Regions from separate parts of the Homo sapiens genome. Here region 2 is linked to region 1. A link is a contact called in ENCODE Hi-C or POLR2A ChIA-PET data. All regions are on one chromosome and are shown on one strand. The core of a region is the stretch at or near the end of the contact, and the rest is flanking DNA. Distances in the headings are between cores, read along the strand shown.

Region 1 (2,589 bases), core at 26-2,525:
AAAGAATGCAGTCAAGCTGTATTTTCTAAACTGATCTGCTCTCCAAGATGTATTGCTAAGAGAAAATGCAATACCATTTTTGGAAGGAAGGAAACCACACCCTCCCCCAAAAGGCTTAATGCCATATGGTTTATATAAATAATTACAAATGCACAGAGATCTGTCTAGAAGAATACCTGCCAATGACACATGCGGTTGCCTCTATGGGATGGGACAGCTGTGACTGAGGATGGTGGTCAAAGGGAATTAAACCTTTCTCTAATGTTTCATAGAGAACATTTCCATTTGTTACTTATAGGGTTAAAAGGAAAGAAGGGAGAGAGAAAAGGAAGGGGAGAGGAAAAAGAAGTAGCTTAGCTGTAGCCAAAGTAAGTTGCCTGTCAGTAACTGCTATTTTTCCATGATCCCATAATCAAAGCAAAAAGATTAATGTTAAGGTAGAAACAACCCATACCCCTTAGGAAGATGATTGCTTGCCATACATTAAGCCCAAAGTAAATTTTCAACAACAAGTTAGAAAGACTGAAAACATAAATTGAGATAGGAATGATAAAAGTATTTAGTAAACTAAAACTACATTGGCACCACCAAAGATCCTGAGCCTAATAAAACCATCATTTGGTTTACTGAGTAGCATTTATCTCTTCCCATTTGAAGTTTAAGCTCATGTTTTGTTTTTCCCTTCATGAGACACAGCCAGAAAAATTATTAATATAATAAAAGAACTAAGTGATGAAGTCAGAAAGCAGGTTTACTGAAATTAAATCCATCTACACAAAATATGAGCCCATAAATATATGTTACATGTAATATATGTTATGTTATGTAATATGTTATATATGTAATGCATATTATGTGTAATATGTTGTATATGTTTATGTTGTGTATATATGTGTAATATATGTGTTTATATATACACACACATATATAAACACACACACACACACACGTAAGTCCCTTAAGCATGAAGAAAGTTCTAGCAGAAATTTTCTCTGCTCACAACTCAAAGAGGCCAGTTGTGACAGTCAGGCTAAGACCTCACATCTCCTGTGACCGGCTAAGCGTTCTTTCCATTAGAAGGGGATCTTAGAAGGCTAAGGAAAATCAACTAAAACAGAGAAAAGCAATTAATATACAACCAAGGCCTGAGTCTTGAGGGAGAACAGTGCTCAGTCAAGCTAGGACAAAATGCAAAGACATAAAGAAGCGGACTTCTTGACATTATTTTTTGTGGTACACACTGCACAGTGATTGGTTTAGTCACAAGGAAGTTTTTCCATGGTTTCAGATTTCTGTTTGGTTTTGTTTCCTCCAAACTGTTTCAAACAATCTGAATTATTAGCAGCAAACTTTTAAAAATATCACCATTTTTTTCTTCTCAAACAGCAAGTACACTATATTTCAACAATTTCCTGTTACTACACAAAGTTTCCTTTCAAGATGTAAAAGTTAAAACCACATACACCCATGCTAAGTGGAACTCTATTATGTGAAATCATTTCAAAATGATTAGGGTAACTCTAGTATACTCCACCTAGCTGTTATTTAAGGGACTACTTTTCAAATTACTTATTATAGTCCTCAAAATGTTAAACATAGAGTTACAATATGATCCAGCAAGCCCAGTCCTAGATATATAAATCCAAGTGAAATGAAAACATATGTCCACACAAAAACAGGCACATAAATGTTCATAGTGAGATAGGAGACCTGCAGGACTTGTTTTCTGGTCACAACCCTACTGGCCAAAACAGGATCTGGCCCAGACAAGATGAAGTGAAAAAACAGGCAGGCATCTAAAGATGGCAAGGAAAGCAATCCCTAGCTGCCCCCATTGTCCATTAGCATAAGACACTCCCACCAGCGCCACGACAGTTTATAAATGCCATGGCAATGACCTGGATGTTACCAACCCCTTCCTTGGCAAGGGCCTGGAAGTTACTGCCCCTTTCCTAGAAAGTTCTAAATAACCTGCCCCTTAATTTGCATGTAATTGAAAGTAGGTATAAGTAAGTATAAATGCAACTGCCAAGAGACCATACGTTGCCTACTCTGGGCCCACTGCCTGTGAGTTAGCCCTGTTCTGCAAGGAACAGTACTGCTCAATAAATGACTGCTGTCACTGGCTCACCCTTAAATTCTTTCCTGGGTAAAGCCAAGAATTCTCCTGGGTTAAGCCCCAATTTGGGGGCTCACCTGTCCTGCATCAATAGCAGCACTATTCATAGTAAAGGAGGAAACAACCCAAATAGACTTCACTTGTTGAACGGATAAACAAAAGTGGTATATCTATCAGTAGATATTATACTAAAAAAAAGAGAGAGATGAGGTACTGACACATGCTACAACATAGATGGACTTTGAAAACACTATGCTAAGTGAAAAAAGCCAATCACTAATGGCCACATGGTATATTATTTCATTCACATGAAATGCCCAGACCAGACAAAGCTACAGAGACAGAGAGCAGACCAGTGGTTCCCTAGGGCTGGGGCTGGGGACAGTGGGAATGTGAGGTGACTACTAATTAGTACAAAGCTTATGAAGGGGGGGTTCTAAAATTAGACAGTGGTGATGGTTGCACAGCTC
Region 2 (2,589 bases), core at 35-2,534, 81 kb after region 1:
GCCTGCTGGAGAATTAGTGAGGCTCCATGGAAAATGGAGATTTGGGGTCTTTTGTTCAAATAGCAGGAGAAGAGTGTTGTTAAAGGTACTAAAATATAAAGCTTTTTTGTTTGTTTTCTGCAGTTTCCCTCTCAACTTGTCATGGCATTTTAAAATTTGCTATATAAGATCCTTCTAAGAAAAATGATCATTTAAAAATTGTCACCATAAATTTTATCATTTATGTTTATGTTGTATAATGCCAGTTTTAAATATAGGCATAAGAGTGTTTAATGAAATTACAAAATTCATATTTTATAGCTCATACATGTGTATGGACTTAGTTTTTAGCAGAACAGTGAAAACTCTGCATAAAACTAATTCAATGATTTTTATTTCATTTCCTAATATATGACATCCTACCAACACCGCCTGCCTTTGGCATGCTGATGAGGGAAGAAGGTCTAAAAAGACTATGGGTTGCCCAATCTTTCCCTTTCCTTCTATGCCATTATTTTCGGTGTATGTGTATAATTGAGGCACTGACAGTCCCCCGAGGCAACATGAGAACTTGCTTCAAATGTAGAAAGAAAGTAATGGAGTTCTAAGGAACACAAATGACCACGGAATCCTATCATATCTTCTTTTTTTTTTTTTTTGAGACAGAGTCTTGCTCTGTCCCCCAGGCTGGAGTGCAGTGGTATGATCTTGGCTCACTGCAACCTCCACCTCCAAGGTTCAAGCAATTCTTGTGCCTCAGCCTCTGGAGTAGCTGGGACTACAGGCATGTGCCACCATGCCTGGCTACTTTTTTGTATTTTTAGTAGGGACAGAGTTTTGCCATGTTGCCCAGGCTGGTCTCGAACTCCTGAGCTCTGACAATCCACCCGCCTCGGCCTCCCAAAGTGTTAGGATTACAGGCATAAGCTACTGCCCCCGGCCCCTATTATATCTTTTCTTATTCATGTTACTTCCCTGCAGTATATTAGGATTGGCTTAGAATGTGCCTTTCTAGAACCACTGTATATTTAAAAAGAACCACAAAACCTTTGACCCTCTTTCCACTATGTCTTTTCCAGTATGTGTCTTCATAAAAGGGAGCTCTGAAAAGCTTAGACCCAGAATATATGCTCACCTGCATGGCTCAGTGATATAGGAATTAAAGGATTCTTGAGTAAAAAGAATGAGTGTATTTGTCACTGTGGCAAGGGTGTTGGGGCGATGCTAGAGGATATGCGACAATGTGTGTGGGTGGTGAGTGCATGTCATGCCTGGGCGAGGCTTAGAAGGGGTGTGGTATGTGTTCCTGTGTGTATGCCCTGTGTGTGTGTTGGGGGCGGGGGTGGTATTTGTGGCACATATTTTATGTGTCTGTGTGATTGGTAGATAGGGTTTGTGGTGTGTTTGTATATGTGTGCAATATGAAATGAATATTAGTTTTAGTTTTTTCAGCACACTTTTCCTCTGGGCTGTGTAGCCCACAACTTTTGTTTCCCCTGAAATGCCAGTCTGTTCTCATGTTCTTCTAAGTAAAATAACATGCAGCTTTTAGACATTCACAAACAAAACCCAGTGGTTTTTATCTGAGTCAAGCGCTCCCTGGGGCTTTGCTCTTTTTTTTTTTTTCTCCTCTCCTTCCTGTAAATCCATTTTATGCGTTGGAGCTAGAAGATGACATCTTGTTACATCATGTTAGACAGCACCATAATTTTTTCCAGCTAACCATTTCCAATCTGGCTAAGCAGACAGAACTGAACAATGACAACCAAGCAGAAATAAAGGATCGGCTCACAGCCCTGCAGGGTGGACTCGGAGGAGCCTTGTCCCCAGATCTGAAGTCGACTCGCCGTGTTTTAAGTTTTAACTCCTTAGATTGGGGAGGACGAAATCTGTTCAGGTTCACAGCTCTTCCAGTGATAATGCATAGTCTTTCTCTGCTGGAGCTGAGGATGCCTGTTGTGGGGAGGGGCCTCTGCAAGGGGAGGGAGCAATAGGGTGAGACTGATGGCTTGCCTGAGGTCCTTTCTATACTATGCACAGGTCAGGCCTGTCTTTTGCTTTCCAGCTGCAGCTGCTATTTATAGTCTTGTCTCTGTTTGCTATTCTGCCTGTGACCCCTGTAGTCAGCTCAAGGCCTGTGTTTAAAAAGAGCTCTTCTATGCTCATGTTCAAGCCCACCACGGAGGCTTTCCTTTAGCAGTCTGTGTGCCAAAACTCAGTGAAAGGTCTCTGCAGATCCCCTCCCCACCTCCTGGTATGCCGTGCATCAGATTGGGTGTCTGAGTTCCCTCAACGTTGCCATGCATCTCCACCTGCAGCCTGTGATGTGGTGAGAAATAGTTCTAGGTGGGAGTTGTGCTATATCTCTTACATCTTATTGTGGGTGTTCTGCCAGAATGCCCCTTCCAAACAAATCTCATTATGTCAGCCTTTGGCCTAAAAATATTCACTAACTTACTAGCTGTACTGCCTAGATAACTAAGACAAAAAACTTTAAGATCTATAAAGTCAGCGATGTGTATGAATACCAAACTCAGAGCCAGGTGATCCAAGTTTGAACCATAACTCCAAGCTGTGTGACTCTGAGCAAGTCAGTGACATTCTCTGAGC

The links. A loop is a pair of places that touch in the nucleus more often than their neighbours do. ChIA-PET counts read pairs that join two places held with the same protein, here RNA polymerase II (POLR2A). Pooled maps may share reads with other maps.
Region 2: a pooled map shows a loop between it and region 1 (3-fold over the local background). The contact joins two enhancer-like sites. A Hi-C loop is called at or near these places in 3 of 168 maps with a recorded cell type or tissue (Right ventricle myocardium inferior, cardiac septum and heart left ventricle) and 7 of 50 pooled maps. POLR2A ChIA-PET finds 5 or more read pairs at or near these places in 6 of 52 experiments (A549, A673, H1 and 3 more).

What each region holds. Positions count from the first base shown.
Region 1 is chr2:30,502,442-30,505,030 of GRCh38, reverse strand. All of the region lies in intron 1 of LCLAT1 (lysocardiolipin acyltransferase 1), which reads right to left. Among named protein-coding and RNA genes, the nearest start is that of LCLAT1, 56 kb to the right of the region's middle. Within about 2 kb of position 1,275, at least 3 of the 41 ENCODE cell types and tissues checked have a DNase peak (open chromatin) inside an H3K27ac peak, as active enhancers do.
Region 2 is chr2:30,421,291-30,423,879 of GRCh38, reverse strand. No RefSeq gene overlaps it. Among named protein-coding and RNA genes, the nearest start is that of LCLAT1, 25 kb to the left of the region's middle. Within about 2 kb of position 1,284, at least 16 of the 41 ENCODE cell types and tissues checked have a DNase peak (open chromatin) inside an H3K27ac peak, as active enhancers do.